Linked DNA regions of Homo sapiens: regions 1 and 3 are each linked to region 2. The links are chromatin contacts, found by Hi-C or POLR2A ChIA-PET in ENCODE. All regions are on one chromosome and are shown on one strand. The core of a region is the stretch at or near the end of the contact, and the rest is flanking DNA. Distances in the headings are between cores, read along the strand shown. Region 1 holds the start of DNAL1 (dynein axonemal light chain 1). Region 2 holds the start of ZFYVE1 (zinc finger FYVE-type containing 1). Region 3 holds the start of COQ6 (coenzyme Q6, monooxygenase).

Evidence for each region. Hi-C counts contacts between places; a loop is a spot of excess contacts on that map. ChIA-PET counts read pairs that join two places held with the same protein, here RNA polymerase II (POLR2A). Pooled maps may share reads with other maps.
Region 1: a map of CD4-positive, alpha-beta T cell shows a loop between it and region 2 (3-fold over the local background). The contact joins the promoter of DNAL1 here to the promoter of ZFYVE1 in region 2. A Hi-C loop is called at or near these places in 1 of 168 maps with a recorded cell type or tissue (CD4-positive, alpha-beta T cell) and 8 of 50 pooled maps. POLR2A ChIA-PET finds 5 or more read pairs at or near these places in 1 of 52 experiments (activated T-cell).
Region 3: a loop to region 2 is called in a pooled map, with 23 times the contacts of the local background. The contact joins the promoter of COQ6 here to the promoter of ZFYVE1 in region 2. A Hi-C loop is called at or near these places in 1 of 37 single-sample maps with no recorded cell type and 7 of 50 pooled maps. POLR2A ChIA-PET finds 5 or more read pairs at or near these places in 1 of 52 experiments (naive thymus-derived CD4-positive, alpha-beta T cell).

The regions. Positions count from the first base shown.
Region 1 is chr14:73,643,588-73,646,287 of GRCh38, reverse strand. It overlaps DNAL1 (dynein axonemal light chain 1), which reads right to left and starts at 1,302. Exons shown (of 8, transcript NM_031427.4): 1 at 1,246-1,302. The coding sequence starts at 1,248.
Region 2 is chr14:73,025,361-73,028,441 of GRCh38, reverse strand. ZFYVE1 (zinc finger FYVE-type containing 1) reads left to right here and starts at 1,336. Exons shown (of 12, transcript NM_021260.4): 1 at 1,336-1,516. RefSeq lists an enhancer at 994-1,193 and a silencer at 1,424-1,633.
Region 3 is chr14:73,948,911-73,951,764 of GRCh38, reverse strand. COQ6 (coenzyme Q6, monooxygenase) reads right to left here and starts at 1,463. Exons shown (of 12, transcript NM_182476.3): 1 at 1,270-1,463. The coding sequence starts at 1,432. FAM161B (FAM161 centrosomal protein B) reads left to right here and starts at 1,671. Exons shown (of 9, transcript NM_152445.3): 1 at 1,671-1,792. The coding sequence starts at 1,739. RefSeq lists enhancers at 1,705-1,764, 781-1,781.

The sequences.
Region 1 (2,700 bases), core at 53-2,552, 620 kb before region 2:
TATCCCTGTCATCATTAAGTGACTTATAACTGTACTGGTTCTGATTCTCTATTTGAAGATTTTCAACAATCACCATGGTTCATACTTTCATAAATATTTAGGTCTGAGCCTTTCTTCACCTGAATATAAACCTAGGTTCCAGAACTTTTAACTTTCCTTGGCAGTGATTTTCAGCTAACTGCTTGGGGAACAAAGTAAGGAAAGCAGGGGGGAAACTACTTTTTAAAGAGTGGTATTTCATCTTGTTGAGGGCAGGCATGACTTCCTCATCATTTCCATCTCCTGGGCTCAATTTCTGCCCACTTATATAGCACTGGAATCACAAAAAGAAGACAAGTAATTATGCTTCTTCTTCATAAACATCTCTATCCAGTAGGACATCACATACTTTGCTCAATAGCTCTGGCTGGGTCTGCAATCCTTTTCAAACGACTAGTTAGAACTACCAAGTATGTAAGCAAGAGAGTGAACACATCAAGTAAGAGTTGAGGAGCATCTCTAGGTAAAACCATTACTTCATAAAGAGCTCTCATTGGATAGACAGCTGGTAGATTTCAAACCTAAGGCAACAGCATTTCTCAGTGTGGTGGGATGCCCTCCAATTTTATAATCACTTGAGGTGTGTTGTCGAAATGCACATTCCTGAAACCCCCAATCATATTAAAAATTCACAATCTGCATTCCAACAAGCCCATACCTATGCATACTGAAATTTGAGAATCACTGCTCTAATATATCCATCAGAGTGTGCTTTACAGTGTCACCTAATAACTGCCCTCGTAGTCATTCAGAAGGCAACCTGGGTACATCACAGGTTACGAAAACTGCTGCAATCCGTGTTATACAGAACCCTCTGGTAACCAGCCCCTCCCTGCATCTCGACGGGGGGGTCACTAAAATTACTTCTATGTAAAGAGATATCTTTATCTACACTCTCCTTCCCATCACCCTTCCCACTCCAATACGCTCTTTTTAGAGAATTTCCTGCTCTTCGCCCTCCCTTTTCTCCTGTCTGAGTCCCTCCACCTTAACCCAACCTCCGATCCACCCCAGGCCGCCCTCACCACAGACCACCCCCGGCCAGGGCTTCTCTTTCGCCTCGGGCCCCTGACTCCACAGAGCTAGCGTCAGCTACCGGCTCCCTTCCGCTGTTCAAGGACCCCCAGACCCTCAACACTCCACAGTCACCCTTTTCCACTCCCAATCTTCTCTCAGCTTTGGCTACGCGGCCCGAAAGGTACTCACCATTCCGGCGGTTGCTACTGTCACTGCTCTGGTTGCTAGGGCCCGCGGGGTCAGTGCGCGTGCGCACTTCTCGGCGCTCTCGGCGGAAGCCCTATCCCCGGCAGCGGTCCTTTCTCTCCGCCCTCAGGGTGGTGCGAGCGGGGCATTGTGGGACTGCGTGGCGGCCGCCGGGGTCCTCCCGTCCGGCTGTTGCTGGCTGCCCTTTTGCTTCCTTAGGTCTTAACCCCGCACAGGAGTAGTCAGGACCGAAAGCAATTTCAGCTGATCTGTAGTGACTTGTCCGCCTAAAGTTAAAAACCTTAAAACGTCCCCCTAACAACTACCCTTTTCATAAAATAATGTTCTTAATTCCTTTGCCCTAACGATGGCGTTTCCCACCCTTTTCCGGACGAGGGGAGAATAAGCGGCTTGCTGTAATTTCCCTCTCCATCCCATCCCACTGAGAATACCAGAGCCAAACTCCACCCATTTTATGTTTCTTTACCCCGGATCCTCCAGGGAGCCAGAGGCAGCTGAAAGCTCGGTTCCACATTTTAAATATCACAAATTGTTGGTTTTAATCACCAGGGTGTCTTTTTTTCCCCACCTACCAAATGAGCTAAAAATTATTAACAATAATAATAATTCATAGAGTTGCTAGGGGTATGGTGAAGTAGGGACACACAAATACGCTGCTGTTTATAATTGATACAGCCTTTCTGGAAGGCTGTTGGCTGTTCAAAAACTTTTGCACCCTTTGTGATCCAGCAGTTCCACTTCCAGGACTTTATCCTGAGCACAGAGATGTATGTTCAAAGCTTTAATAGAAAAAAAAAAATCAACTCAATTATCAACAAAAGAGAATTGGTGGCCGGGACTGGTGGCTCACGCCTGTAATCCTAGCACTTTAGGAGGCTGAGGAGGGCGGACCACTTGACCACTTGAGCCCAGCCTGGCCAACATGGTGAAACCCCGTCTCTACTAAAAATACAAAAATTAGCCGGGTGTGGTGGCACGCGCCTGTAGTCCCAGCAATTCCGGAGCCTGAGGCACGAGAATTGCTTGAACCCGGGAGGCGGAGGTTGCAGTGAGCCGAGATCGCGCCATTGCACTCCAGTCTGGGCAACAAGAGTGACACTCCGTCTCAAAACAAACAAACAAACAAACAAAAAGAGAGAGAAAATTGGTTAGTAGTATTGAACATCCAATGCAATAATGTACTTACACTAAAAAAGTACAATTGACTTGCTGAAAGGCATCTATTCACATCCAAAGATAGTCATATTTCAAGTAAAAATAGAAGTTACCAAACAAAATAGTTGGTACGATTTTCCTTTAAAATTATACATAGTGGCCTGGTGCAGTTTGTTCATGCCTGTAATCCCAGAAATTTGGGAGGCCAAAGTAAGAGGATCCCTTGAACCCAGGAGTTCAAGACCAGCCTGGGCAACGTAACAAGACCCTGGCTCTGTAAAA
Region 2 (3,081 bases), core at 87-2,586:
CCGTCCACCTCGACCTCCCAAAGTGCTGGGATTACAGGCATGCGCTACCGCGCCCAGCCTGAGAAGTTCTGAAACTATAGAAGGAAAGATCAGAAAAATAATAGGTAGGAAAAAAAATTCATGGTTGGCTTGGAGAATACCCTTGAAGGGTGTTAAGTAAAAATGATAGGAGGCCTTTGTTTTGGACTAAACTCCTGCACCAGGCCCCAATAGACCTGGCTAAAATAAAAATGGAGTCACCCATGCTAAAGTTTCACCTCACCAAATCCAAACTAAGTTGTTACCAAACCCAAGCTAAGTTGTTATCTGACCTTCAGAGAAATCAGGAAAGAGGGATAAGGACAGCCAGTTTCCCAAACAGGCTTGTTTTAATGTTGCATGATAATGAAGCTCCCTCTGTTGTAATCCTTACACAAAAGAAGTAGCCTGAAGTAACTGATGTCAACTAATCAGTTATTTTTCTATTGTTCTGTCTCTCTGTCCTCACCTTCCAAGGAAAGTAGCTTAGAAGTGACCAATATGTCAAGGTCCCATGAGAAGACTGAAAAAAAGAGAAGAAAGAGGAAAGAAAAGAATGACAAGAAAGAGAAAGAAAGAAACCAATATGCTCTTTGTTCTTTGCTTTTGCTTCCTCAAGCTTTTCTCTGTCTACAAAGCCAACCTCTCCTGCTCAGCTCATCAGAACATTCACTCCACTTTCTGGAATGAAGTGTTGCCTGATCCTAGAGTCGCAATAAAGCCAACTGAGATCTTAAAACTAAATTCGTTGTAATTTTGTCCTTTGCCAAGGGGGGAAAAACAACAAAAACTTCCCAAGAGTACCTATATCCTCTTATCACTTTTTCTGGTCTTTTCCTTAGTTTTTGCGAAGTGAAATTGGGAAGGTGGAGACTGTCTGTGCTCACACGTTTCTGAGGGAATGGTGTGCAAGAGGTTACTTGAATCCAAATTAATTGACTCACCATTTCCCACTTATACTAGACATTATTACATCAGTTCTCTAATGTAGCACCATGCCTTCCCCAGTTACAACCCAAAAGAACGTGCTGAAACCTGCGGACACCACACTCAATGCAAAAACTCCAAGTCCCGAAATCCTCCGTAGCCTGTCCCCACCGCCTCCTCGCAAGAGCAGCCTCTTCAGTACTGGGAGTTGTAGTCATTCAGAGTCTTCCTTTCCGGGATGAGGGGCGAGAGCGCGCCTCGAGGAGCTACATCTCCCAGGAGGCAGTGCGCACTACGCCCTTGCTGGCGCCGGGATCCTCCCTCTCTCGCTCCTCCCTTTCTGGGCTGCACCGCTCACGCCTTCCTGTTAGTCCGAGCTGGGAGAAGTTCACTCCGATCAGCTGATCCCAACTGACAACAGGAGAGGAGGAAGCCCGGGAGGCAACGAAGGAGGAGGGTGGCGGAGATGGAGATGAGGATGGATCTGCCGGTGTCCTGAGGAATAGCCTCTGCCCCCACTGGCGCCCTGCGGCCCCCCGACGCCGCCTTGCTGCGGCCGAGCTTCTCAGTGGTGGGATCCCCGGGCCGCGGCGGGCAGGGCAGGGCGGGGAGGGCACGGCCCAGCGCGGGGCGAGTGATCGTCCTGGGGCTCAGGCTGCCCTCGGGAGGAAGGGGGGGCGGGTGCGGCGGGGGTGGGGGTGGGGTGGTATAAACAATGGATTCGGCTCCGGGTTTTGCCGGCGTGGGGGGGATTTTGGGGGACCTTCTTTGTTCTTAGGCTCCGCTCCTGCCCCTCGGGTTGTGGCGGTGGTGTCCGGGTGGAAGGAAGGGTGAGGAACCCCCGGCTGGGGAGAGGTGTCGAGGTGGGGGCCCGAGTGGGCAAAATGTTTGGTTGACATGGCCGGGCGTGAGGTGTACTTTTGAAGGTTGATTTTATATTTTTCTCAATTGTGACAAGTTTGATTTTTGTTTCTGTTTTGGGAGCTGGCTGGGCATGTCTGAGGTTAGATTGTAGTAAATAAGATCCCCTAGTCACTCCCTTCGCCTTCCTTGTTTATCTGAAAATAAGGTTGATAGATTGATTACTGTAGGGGAGGAGTGACTATCAGAAAGGCAGGGCTTTACACCTTGTCGGGGCCTTGGAATGCGGGTCAAGGCTAGGGGGAATTAGGAATATAATTGTCAAAGTGACAAAAGCCCCTTTCTTGCCCCAGTTATCTTTTTTCGTATTTTGAAGTTATTTTTAAGTTAGTTTTTAAGTGACAAAGAGAAAAATTATTTGTTTTGATTCACTGCAGGCCTGGCTTTGCCATGGGTCAAAGTAGAGGAATTGTCTCCTGTTGCTCCTTTTTTTTTTTTTTTTCAGTTAGTGAAAGAAGGGACAGAAGAATTACAGTGTAAAAAAATTGTTTTTAAAGATGAAATTGTTACTATTGTTTCTAAGTTTTGAGTCTTTAATATACATCTAGCTAGAGTTGAAACAATCCAGTTACAAGGCTAACCAGGTCGGCCCAGGTATTTGATAGATCTAAAGTTTATTATTACATTTTCATTAGCTTTGTGAAGGCCTCTCCACTCCTCCCAATTGTGGGATGCATGTGGGGGTGCAGAGGGCTGTCCTTCCAAGGACTACTCACTTAGTGATTTAGATTCTGAATTTAATATCTGAATGAACAGAAAATTCCAGTCTGGGAAATAGAGCAGCAAAGTCTCTTAAATGCCTTGGGCCTAGAGGTGGCGTTTGTTGTCAAGAGGAGGAGCTTTAGCCACAATTTTGAGATTTTTTTTTTTTTTTTTTTTTTTGAGGGAGTCTTGCCCTGTCTTCCAGGCTGGAGTGCAGTGGCAAGATCTTGGCTCACTGCAACCTCCGCCTCCTGGGTTCAAGTGATTCTCCTGCCTCAGCCTCCCTAGTAGCTTGGATTACACGTGCCTGCCACCATGCCCAGCTAATATTTGTATTTTTAGTAGAGATGGGATTTCACCATGTTGGACAGGGTAGTCTCGAACTCCTGACCTCAAGTGATCTGCCCACCTCGGCCTCCCAAAGTGATGGAATTACAGGTGTGAGCCACTGCGCCTGGCTATACAACAAGCCAGTGTAAGTGTTAAGATAGAAAATGAGATTTCTGGCCAGGT
Region 3 (2,854 bases), core at 214-2,713, 920 kb before region 2:
ATCAGGGTGTCCAATCTTTTGGCTTCCCCAGGCCACAGTGGAAGAATTGTCTTGGGTCACATATAAAAAAACACTAATATTAATGATAGCTGATGAGCTAAAAAAAAAAAAAAAATCACAAAAAAAAAATCTCATAATGGGCCAAGCATGGTGATTCATGCCTGTAATCCCAGCACTTTGGGAGGAAGGGGCAGGTGGATCACGAGATCAGGAGTTCGAGACCAGCCTGGCCAATATGGTGAAACCCCGTCTCTACTAAAAATACAAAAATTAGCCAGGCATGGTGGCACAAGCCTGTAATCCCAGAGGTTGCAGTGAGCTGAGATCGTGCCATTGTACTCCATCCTGGGCAACAAGAGCGAAACTCCATCTCAGGGAAAAAAAAAAAAGTGAAAAGACTACAAAATGGAAGAAAATATTTGCAAGTCATTTATCAGATAAGGGACTTATACAGAATAAACAAAATAATGGCCAGGCAGGGTTGCTTATGCCGGTAATCCCAGCACTTTGGGAGGCTGAGGCAGGTGGATTGCTTGAGCCCAGAAGTTCCAGACCAGCCTGGGCAACATAGTGAGACCTCGTCTCTACAAAAAAATACAAAAATCAGCCGAGTGGTGGCGCATTCCTGCAGTCCCAGCTATTTGGGAGGCAGAGGCAGGAGGATCAATTCAGCCAGGGAGGTTGAGGCTACAGTGAGCCGTGATCGTGCCACTGCACTGCAGCCTGGGCACAGCGGAAGACCCTGTCTCAAAAAATAAAAATAACTCTTACCACAGTATTCAAGAGACAAACTGCTCAATTAAAAACCGGGCAAAGGGTCTGAATAGGCATTTCTCTAAAGAAGATATACAAATGACCAATAAACATATGAAAGGATATTCAACATCATTAATCATTAGGGAAATACAAGTCAAAACCTGGAGATCCCACTTTACTTACACCCACTAGAATGTCTATAAACAAAAAGACAATGACAAGTACTGTCCAGGATCTGGAGAAACTGGAACTCTCATTTATAAATAACCCCGGGAAGGCCTGTTTTCCCATGAGTAGAACAGACTCTGAACGCCCCTCCCACTTTTGACCCTAATGGACCCTGAAGGACCACACGCATTCCGGCGTGCCCTGGGGTTCCTCTAGGAGGGGAGGGGAGAAGCGTCGCGAGACCTGAGAAATTGTCTTTGGGCAAGTCGTGCTAGGGCTCTCACGGCTCTCATCGTGCCTCCGCGGCCCGGTTTCCGGCCACTAGTAGCCTGGAGAAGGGCTTACCCAAGGCACAGGCCATGGCAGCGCCCACCAGGCCTCCACCCGACACCACCACGTCATACACGGTGTCTGTTGAGGCGCCGGACCACCTGCGCCAGGACACCAGCGGGCCGCTGTGGGGAGCTGCACGCACAGCCCCGCATCGGCTGACAAGCCGGGCCGCCATGGTGCAGACCTGCGCCGTCGCACTCAGAACTCCCGCAGGCCCACCTACGTAGTGCGTCCGGAGCAGAGCACTCCAATCCCGTCCCGCTTCCGCGGCGTCCTCAGAACCGGAAATAAAATGCGCGGAGAAAATAGGCCAATCGGAAAACGAACCTTGCCTCCTCGGGCGGGATGGATCGGAGGCTGCCCTGGAAGCCAACCAGACGCCAAAGCTAGAAAGGGGTGGACCCTGGCCCCGCATAGCTCTCGCTGCCACCGCTGCTGCCACTATCGCTGTCACTGTCGCTGCTGCCTCTGTCCAGCTGAAATGACCGTGGGGAGGCCTGAGGGAGCCCCCGGAGGCGCGGAGGGGAGCCGTCAGGTGAGGAGAGAAAAGAGACTGCCCCCGGGAAAGGAATCCCGGAGAGGAAACTGTTGGGCGTTGCCTTGGAGACAGACAGCAGGGGCGTGTCACGGAGGGGCGTGGGATTAAAATGAGCGTTTAGGGACCAGGAGGCGGACTCTGACTTACAGACCTGAACCTCTCGGACTTTATACGAGGCTCTTGATAGGCAATGTCACTCAGTTTTCGCTTATCCTCTTAGTACTCTATGACCAGTAGTACAATTGTCGTCTCATTTTTGTAGAAGAGAAAACTGAGGCACAAAGAGATTAAGAAAATTGCTCCCCAAATTTGGCCGGGCGTGGTGGTTCACGCCTGTAATCCTAGCACTTTGGGAGGCCGAGGCGGGTGGATCACCTGAGGTCAGGAGTTCGAGACCAGCCTGGCCAACATGGTGAAACTCCGTCTAAAAATTTAAAAAAAAAAAAAAAATTGGCCAGGCGCGCTGGCTCACGCCTGTAATCCCAGCACTTTGGGAGGCCAAGGAAAGCGGATCATGAGGTCAAGAGATCGAGACCAGGCTGGTTTCCATGGCAAAACCCCGTCTCTACTAAAAATACAAAAATTGGCCGGGTGCGGTGGCTTACTCCTGTAATGCAGCACTTTGGGACCTGAGGTCAGGAGTTCAAGACCAGCCTGACCAACATGGAGAAACCCTGTCTCTACTAAAAAAAATACAAAATTAGCTGGACGTGGTGGCACATGCCTGTAATCCCAGCTACTCGGGAGGCTGAGGCAAGAGAATTGCTTGAACCTGGGAGGTGGAGGTTGCAGTGAGCCGAGATTGTGCCATTGCACTCCAGCCTGGGCAACAAGAGCAAAACTCTCTCAAAAACAAAAACAAACAAACAAAAAAATACAAAAAATTATCTGGGCATGGTGGTGCGCGCCTGTAGTCCTAGCTACTCGGGAGGCTGAGGCAGGAGAATCACTTGAACCCGGGAGGTGGAGGTTGCAGTGAGCCAAGATTGCACCACTGCACTCTAGCCTGGCGACAGAGCGAGACTCCGTCTCAAAAAAAAAAAAAAATTAGCCAGGTGT